2 separate regions of the Homo sapiens genome follow, and region 2 is linked to region 1. The links are chromatin contacts, found by Hi-C or POLR2A ChIA-PET in ENCODE. All regions are on one chromosome and are shown on one strand. Each heading gives the region's core, a stretch centred on a gene start or an enhancer-like site at or near the end of the contact. The rest is flanking DNA. Distances are from core to core; before and after follow the strand shown. Region 1 overlaps ARHGAP10 (Rho GTPase activating protein 10). Region 2 overlaps NR3C2 (nuclear receptor subfamily 3 group C member 2).

Region 1 (4,469 bases), core at 736-3,235:
AGTTCAGCCCTCTTACCTGATTCCACACTGATCATCTGGAAGGAAGGTAGGATTCAAGGAGAACTCTTTGAGTGGAAGAGCAGTCAGAGATGTAATTCTGCGCCTGTTCTCTTACAGCAAAACCAAGAACTTTTGCTCTAAGAGAGTGGACTTTGGGAGTGAACTTTGTCAGATGATTAGATGGTGATGTCCTTTCTTGTTAAAGGAGGAAATCCATGTAGGAGCCTCAGGATCGCACAGGCTGAGGACTGAGTGTTAAACATGGCAGGCCTTCCTTCATGGGGCTTGAGGGATTTCCTGCAGTGCCCTTCCTCCTCTCCCTGACCGCCTACCTCCTGCAAAAGATATTTGTTCTCAGCTGGGCGCGGTGGCATACGCCTGTAATCCCAGCACTTTGGGAGACTGAGGCAGGCAGATCACTTGAGGTCAGGAGTTCGAGAGCAGCCTGGCCAACATGGTGAAACCCTGTCTCTACTGAAAATACAAAAATTAGCCTGGCATGGTGGTATGCACCTGTAATCCCAGCTACTCGGGAGGCGAAGCACGAGAATTGCTTGAACCTGGAAGGCGGAGGTTGCAATGAGCCAAGATTGCGCCACTGCACTCCAGCCTGAGTGACAGAGCAAGACTCCGTCTCAGGGAAGCAACAAAATAAAGATATTTGTTCTCAAAGGTGAACAAGTTACTGCTTTTACGTGCTGGCTTCATGTATTGGCTGGCTCCCTGCTGCTTGAGAGATGATCTTATACAGTTGAAGAAGGCCTCTGCTGCAGGAAAGCACTGGGTATGTGTGGGTCAGCCCCAGGCACGAACAGGGGAGCCCCGCACCACAAAACCAGTGAAGATGGAGGGGATTCTCCATCCGAATTGTCTTCATCTCCCCCAAACCCCACGTCCCTTCCAGGCTTCTTATCTGGTCTGTTTAATCCAGGGGTGAGCAAACCGTGGCCCACTGCCACCTGTCTTTATAAAGTTTTATTGGAACACAGCTACACTTAGTTGTTTACGTTTTGTCTGTGGCTGCTTTTTCACTGACAGTGATAGCAGAATTGAGTAGTTGCAGAAGGCCTGCCAAGCTTGAAGTATTTACTCTCTGGCCCTTTACAGAATAAGTTTACTGATCTTGAGCTAATCAGTAATCAAAACAGGTCTGTTTGGAAGGGCCCACCTTTCTTAAAACCCAGCTTTAGGAAGTGCAGTTAACCACTGTGGTGGTAGATGGAGAGTGCCAGGTGATTTTCAGTGTAAGCTTCACACATCTCTTCTTGTCATTAAACCAACCAGACATTTTCCCTATGGGTTTTGGATGCCCTCAAATGTTTATTTATAATTTCAGAAGGCTTTTAGTGTTTCAGTGACTGAAAAACCTATGTGGGGTTGTTCTTTTTATAATGTATCATTTAAAATAAATTTTTATTTTGGAATAGTTTAAGGTATGCAGAAAAGTTACAAAGATACTACAGAGCTTCCGTAGACCCTTCACTTCCCCTCTTCACTTCCCGCCCCCACCCCACCTCCGGCTCTTAGCATCTTACAGAACTGTGGTACCTTTGTTAAAAATAATGAAATTAGTGTTGATACAGTACTGTTAACTAAACCACAGACTTCATATGGACTTCACCAGTCTTTCCAATAATGTTCTTTCTCTGTTTCAAGCTCAAATCCAGGATGCCATGTTTCTATAAGCAACTTTAGATTTTTTAAATGATGACATCTACTTAATATAGTCATACTTTTTTCCCTTTGCATAGCTGATTTGCTGTCTTTTGGTAAATTAAATGGTTAGTGATGATATAACCCTAGAAATCAGAGGTAAGATCTGACCTAGAAATATGTAATAGTAGTGAGGGCTTCATTTATTGACTGCTTGCTATGCTTCAGGGCTTTACGCCTATCATCTCATTTAAACCCACAGTGACCCAGCCGATGAGTCATGACTCTCTTCACGTTAGCTGAGGGAGTTTAGGTTGCTCAGCCAAGTTTCAGTTGTGGATGACACTAAGTGCAGGCTAATGATGGCAACTGTGGGCCAACCTCTGGGGGGCACTCGTAAGTCATTCGCTTCCTTCTCAGCATAGCCTCTAGCTATTGACAAAAAGAGGAACAAGCCTAGGGGAGGAAGAAACTGCAAGCTGGCACTCAGCCAACAATGATAGTGCCAGCTCTGGCACCCAGGTCTCTCTGCAGAGTGGCAGAGTCTTAGGCATTTGTAATTTGCATGCGTACAATCCTTCAATGGCCCCTCTTTGCCTTTAGGTTATGATTGTGCCTCCTGAATATCCCGGTACTTGCATCTCTCACCATTCTTTCCATATTCCATTCTAGTCACTGAAAAGGACTTGAGGGTCTGAGATCTGTGCTGTCTTGTCAAAACAGGGTTTACTAGAAACATGACCTTGAGTAAGTTGCTTTCACCTTTCTGAGATGGTCTTCTCATATGTCATGTGGAATAATAGGGTGGTTGGGAATAAGTGTACTAGTGCCTGCCTGTTGCATCTAGCACAGGGCTAGATTGCACAGTTGTGCCTCACATGAGCCTGGGTGTGGGGAGGTGATGACGATGTTGACTATGGTAGCATCAGCTTCAGCATTAGCTCCGCACAGATGCTGCCTCCTCCAGGAAGCCCTCCTGGCTATCCCCATGGTTATTAGGTGCTTCCTCCACTCTTCCTCTGAGGGACCTTGGGCAGATCGCTACATGGCTCTCAGTGCCTGTATTATGGTTATTAATTGGGCATTCTCCACTCACTTGGCTGCAGAGCAGGTGGTGTCACGGTTTCCTGGGTGTCCCCAGGGACTAGCACAAGGCCTGACAGGAAGTCCTCAGACTGTAAATGATGAGCCAGTGGGTCTACTCCGAACCTTCCTGATGGGCAGCAAAGTCCTTCTCCCCCAACGCCGTGGGTTATGGCGACTTGCATGTCACAGGCCTTTGTTTCTCTGCACTGCTGTTGTCCCTCGGTGTGCTCGTGGGGAGCCAAACAATGTGCTTGCGTGTGGAGTTCTCCCTCTCCTGGCACTTAAGGAATAACTGGCATTTATTTGAACAGAGATTTTCCCATAATATACAGATCTACAATATTTCCTTCTGTCTTTATTAACATTTTCAAACACTCTTGCCCAGGACAGCTGTTCTAGACTTATGCTGTATGTTTCCCAGACTGGCATGAAAGATCATTTCACTAATGTGTTAGCTTCTGCTCAGAGACCTGGCAAATGAGAGTTTAGAATCTTTCATTGCAGTGCAAACTTCTGATTTGATCTCGTATTGTATAACCGTAGTGAAATATCTTGGTATTTGGGGGATTTAGTCACTTCAAATAAGCATTCATTTCTTTTCTTAATGCGTATTCTCCTCGCTCTACCCTTTTGAATTTAGATTGCATTCAGTGCTTATACAGGCTGGAATCAGGGGCTTGTATCTCTAGTGCTGCCCAAAGCCTGACCTGTGTATATTATGCAAGAAATGTTTGTTAGATGCAGGAGTTCTCTGGTGATTGGTGCAACTGGTGTCGAGTTTTAACAGTTAAGGCCCCTACTCCCTTCCCCCTTTCTGAAATGTTTGTGATCTGTCGCTGCCAGAATGTTTTTAATATGCGTGGAGCGTAGAGTCTGGTACTGGAGGCGACTGGATCACAGTTTGAATCAGAAGCAGCATGGACTGCTGATCTGTTCCATTTTCTAAAAATACACTTTGTAAAGTAACCACATATACAGCACTGTCATAATTTCATGTTTTGGGGTTTGGCCCCACTGCTGCACGTGAAAGCTACAAGGTCTTTCCCCGAAATTCAGGCCCATGTTTCCAAGCAAGAGTGTTGACTCTTTTTAAAGAAGAGAGTTTCCTCATCCTTTACACAAATGCATATTCTTTCCCTGCTTACTGTCTTCCCAGCTCTTCCACCCACCCCACCTAAACACAGGAAATGCCTCCGTGGCGTCAGGAACAGTCAGGTAGACTTTCAGTCTGTGCATTTTCAGGAACGTGTTTCCAAGTTAGCAATTTGAAATCTTCATGTGCTTTTAGTGAAACACTCTTGTTTCTATTTGTCCCCTTTCTTTGAGAAAGAAGGACGGTGATGTTGGCCTTCCGTGCTGAAGATAGAGAAGAATCCTGTTTTAGGAGATGCCTTTTGCAGTGTAGTGTGTTAAGTTGGGAAGATAGCGAACAGATATTAGCAGTTCTGTATATTTCTTCTGTCTTGGTAAACGTGGTTTCTGAGCTTTTTAGGAACAGTTGACTTCTTCCTCCATTTTCGCAAACTGCAACTTGGCTTTCAGGAAACTTGTGGCACTTAGGTACTTTTTTGTACTTGGTCAGTAGCTTGGCATTAAACAGAATTGGTGGTTTGTGCTCATGCCAGTCTTACTAATCAAAAATCCGTAGTTAAAGGGACAACAAGAAAAAAAGGCAATAAATAGATTTTTTAAATGTTTAAATTTGGGAAATGGTAGGAAAGGACTCTCAA
Region 2 (4,400 bases), core at 1,089-3,588, 220 kb after region 1:
GATTTTCGGCACACACTGAACTAGTGCTGCTCCATGTGGCCACACGAAAGTACATAAAAATATAATATTTATTTCCTTAGCCACCATCTTTTCTAGATGTCTTGCACGCTACTCTATTTTTAAGGAAAATTTTTTTAAAAAAAGCAAAAACTACCAAATACTCTACCTCTTTCCATCTCTGTCCCCTTTCCACCTGCCCGCATCCTCCTCTCATATATATTTTGGCTTTGAGAAAAAAACTATCACTATTAGAGCCGTGGGTATACTTGGCCCTTATTAGAACAGATATTAAAATTATTTAAACATTTAATTTAAATTAAAAGGACTATTTAGATATTTGCCAGTGGTTGGAGTGGAAGAAGAAAGAACTAATCAGGGCCTGGCTTCTTTCTAGCTCATTCATTAGCTAACTAGTACCTCCCTCTTCACCTGATTTCTGTTGCTGTCCTGGTATTAAAGAATAAGGATAGTTACTTCCAAATATCCACCTAAACCTGTAGATTATATATTATGAGCAATAAGCAGGTATTGAAACAGTTATCTTCTCCCTCTATTTATTTATTCAACACAACTACTAAGCAACTAATGTATACCAGGCACTGTTCTAGGTCTCTTGATATGTATCAACTAACCAAACACACAAAAATCCTGATAATTAGAACTCATATTCTAGTATGAGGGAATAGCAAGGGGTGGTGGCGGTTTGCAGACAAATCCCTCCTGGAAAGTAAAGGAATATTAATATATACATTAACTTCTATGACAATTCCGCATTACCTCCTCACTCTTACAAAAATGTATCAAGCCTGTTTAAAATAGCTTTTCTTGAAAGCAAGAAAAATCAAAATGAAAGTTCCAAATTCAGTTAACTCAATGTAACATCTGTTTCTTACAAATGAGATAAAAATCATGTAGATTCAAGAAAGTGCTCTCAGGAGTACTGAGTGAGGATTGAATTAGATACCTTTATTATTTAAGCCTGTGGTGTGTGTGTATAAGTGTGTGAAAGGACCCTTGGAATTTATTTAAGTCTATATTCTAGTCTTTTCTTGCCTTCAGTGACATGTGATAGTCCTTCAAATAAAAAGACATCCATATTTTTACTACTGGCTTTACTGCTCAATTTAAGTATTTTCCAAGGTTACAAAAATTTGTACTTAAAAACGATAACTGTTAAGTATACCAAAATAACTTTCATCTTTTGCCTAACACTCTTAAAAGCAATTACGGATGTTTTTTTCAGAAGTTTTTAAAATAAAAGTTAGGCTTTTGTCTTTGGCGCAGGTCTGAGAAAAGATGAAAAAGGTTTTGAAAACAAGGCAAATGGGATACATATCAAAGCAAACATGATATTGTTTAGGGGTCAGAAGTAAGTAGTTCCACTGGCATTTGCAAAAAAAAGAAAAAGACTTCAGTATACCTATAAATAGTGATAGAAAAAGATAAAGAAGTTGAAGTAGGCTGTTTCTTTCGTTTTAACTGCAAGAAGGCAAGAAATAGTGAAGTACCTTTGATCAGTCTTGCTTCAAATGTCTTCGTGCCATGTACCGGGGCCAGATGAGAAAAAGAAGGATAGTCATCAATACCACCTGACCACCCACCACAAAGATATGAGTGAGCCTGGCCTTTCTCCCTCCATTTTATTAAATGGAAATACCTAAAGTCAGATGGATGAAATCTCCTATGTTTGATTTCAATGCCACTGGAACATGAAATTAGGATTGCTAAATGTTTCGACTAGATTTCAAGGACATTATATCAAGGACATTATATCTTCGTCTATTAAAACTGTACCACCAATGCCTGTTTATGATGAAGATTTTGAAATCTATGGCAATATTCCCTTTCTTGTGCTTGAAACAATGTATACAGAATATTTACTCTTTGTGAGAAAGAGATTAATATTTTGAAACATAAGTGACAAAACACACATGTATACACACATGTATATACCTAAGCAACAATTACCAAGCTTTAAAGATTATGGTCGCTAAATTTTTTTATATATAGTAAAATAATGTTAAGGGATCAGATGGCATGTTGGGTTTTTTTTCTTAATTTAGTAAAACTTACCCAAACTGAAATATAATTTTCAAAGAGCTACAAAAAACAAGGGAGTCAGCCCCAGGGGTGCTGGCTGTCTTCCCAGCACAGTGTATCACAAGGACAGGAGGGAACTTAGAAGAGCCAACACAGACACGAGAAGGAACACAGGGCTGAGACAGCAAGGTAGTCAGGAAGCAGAAAGACAACCAGAAGCAGAGAAGGTACACACCAGGTCAAGGCTAGGAACTAGCTAGAGCCAGTGGGCACAGAGCATGACTAAGGCAAAGCTCCAAGTTGGAAGGGCTATCAGAAACCAGGCAACAGAATCACGGTGATCCTGCAGTGTGCACAGGGGGGTCACGCTGTGGAGCAAGAGATAAGGCAGCTGGTGCAGCTGGGGTGGAGTTGGGGGAAAGATGTGGATAACAATGTCAAGGGCAGATAAACTTTGAGGTCTGTAGAAGCCAGCTTCACACTAGGAGCACTGGAACCCAGCCCTGGCCACGTACACTCAGCAAAAGAGAAAGCAGTGGGCTTGACAGGTAATAAAAGGCAGCTCATGAGAAAAAAAAAAAAAAGGTAATACAGGTGAGAAAAGAAAGGGAGAGAAATAATATCTTTGTAAAAATAACAAGTAGCCAGAAGCAGCAAAAACTTTCCAAACATAGTAAGTGTTTTACGGGATCTCCCGTTAAGAACAAATGGTGTTCAAAAAGAAAAATGGCAAATAATTTATTGAAGTCTTAGAAAGACAGGTGTATATAGGTTTAGTCAGCAAATTTACCTCACAATGGCATGTATTTTCAAGAAAAATAATGGCACAGATAAATTTGAGAGTGATATGGTTTGGCTCTGTGCCCCACCCAAATCTCATCTCTAATTGTAATCCTCATAGGTTGAGGGTGGGACCCGGTGGGAGGTGTATGGATCATGGGGGTGGTGTACCCTATGCTGTTCTGATGGTGAGTTCTCATGAGAGCTGATGGTTTAAAAGTGTTGGGCAGCTCCCCCCTCGCTCTTGCTCTCTCTCTCTCCTGCTGCCATGTAAGACGTGCCTTGCTTCCCCTTTGCCTTCTGCCATGATTGTAAGTTTCCTGAGGCCTCTCCAGTCATGCAGAACTGTGAGTAGATTAAGTCTGCTTAATGGACTCAGTCAATTATCCAGTCTCAGGTAGTTTTTTCTTTTTTTTTTTTTTTTTGAGATGGAGTTTCACTCCAGGCTGGAGTGCAATGGCGTGATTTCGGCTCACTGCAATCTCCACCTCCTGGGTTCACGTGATTCTCCCACCTCAGCTTCCTGAGAAGGTGGGATTACAGGTTCCCACCACCACGCCCAGCTAATTTTTGTATTTTTAGTAGAGATGGGGTTTTACCATGTTAGCTAGGCTGGTCTCGAACTCCTGACCTCAGGTGATCCACTTGCCTCCGCCTCCCAAAGTGCTGGGATTACAGGCATGAGCCACCGCACCTGGCCTCAGGTAGTTCTTTATAACAGTGTGAAAACGGACTAATACAGAGATAAAGGGCATATAATTCTAAAGTACACATCTAACTTCACTGTTTATCTTCTAAGCAGAGAAAACTATTTTTAACTTAAACAATTATAGCCACACTAAATGGAAAGATCATTAGAAATTTGCTTATGACACAGTTGCAAAGGGTTACTTTAAAGTACACAGGTCAGTTGATGACTTTTTCTAATAAGTGTAAGGAATTAAATGTAGGAAATAGATTTGTTAGGGTGGAAGAAAACTTTCTACTGTACATTTGTAGGGTAAGAAAATCTGTTGAGGTCTAAAATTAAGTCTAAAAGGGCTTACTTTTATTTCCAAAATATAAATCATAAAAGCAAAGAAGACATTATGAGGAATTCAATTTACTATAAAGTAGATAAGCCAATCTTATCTTATCTTTTTTTTTTTTTGAGACAGAGTTTCACTCTTGTTGCCCAGGCTGGAGTGCAATGACGTGATCACGGCTTACTGCAATCTCCACCTCCCAGTTTCAAGTGATTCTCCTGCCTCAGCCCCACAAGTAGCTGGGATTACAGGCATGTACTACCAAGCATGGTTAATTGTGTATTTTTAATACAGACGGGGTTTCACCATGTTGGTCAGTCTGGTCTCGAACTCCTGACCTCAGTTGATCCACCCGCCTTGGCCTCTCAAGGTGCTGGGATTACAGGCGTGAGCCACAGTGCCCAGATGCCAATCTTATCTTATAAATAATAGAAAATATGAACCATAATGAAAATAACTAATATTATCATATGCTATACAACCATCAGGGAAAAAAACTGGAGTTCCCAAGAGTCAGGGGACATCAAGCGATTTTGAAGAAATTTCGAATTCAAT

The links. A loop is a pair of places that touch in the nucleus more often than their neighbours do. ChIA-PET counts read pairs that join two places held with the same protein, here RNA polymerase II (POLR2A). Pooled maps may share reads with other maps.
Region 2: a loop to region 1 is called in a map of heart left ventricle, with 2.3 times the contacts of the local background. The contact joins two enhancer-like sites. A Hi-C loop is called at or near these places in 3 of 168 maps with a recorded cell type or tissue (cardiac septum, heart left ventricle and heart right ventricle) and 2 of 50 pooled maps. POLR2A ChIA-PET finds 5 or more read pairs at or near these places in 1 of 52 experiments (activated naive CD4-positive, alpha-beta T cell).

The regions. Positions count from the first base shown.
Region 1 is chr4:148,055,051-148,059,519 of GRCh38, forward strand. The region is part of intron 20 of ARHGAP10 (Rho GTPase activating protein 10); the gene reads left to right. Among named protein-coding and RNA genes, the nearest start is that of MIR4799, 270 kb to the left of the region's middle. RefSeq lists an enhancer at 1-1,072. Within about 2 kb of position 1,986, at least 9 of the 41 ENCODE cell types and tissues checked have a DNase peak (open chromatin) inside an H3K27ac peak, as active enhancers do; they include heart right ventricle, where a contact is called at or near this core.
Region 2 is chr4:148,271,478-148,275,877 of GRCh38, forward strand. The region is part of intron 2 of NR3C2 (nuclear receptor subfamily 3 group C member 2); the gene reads right to left. Among named protein-coding and RNA genes, the nearest start is that of NR3C2, 170 kb to the right of the region's middle. Within about 2 kb of position 2,339, at least 7 of the 41 ENCODE cell types and tissues checked have a DNase peak (open chromatin) inside an H3K27ac peak, as active enhancers do; they include heart right ventricle, where a contact is called at or near this core.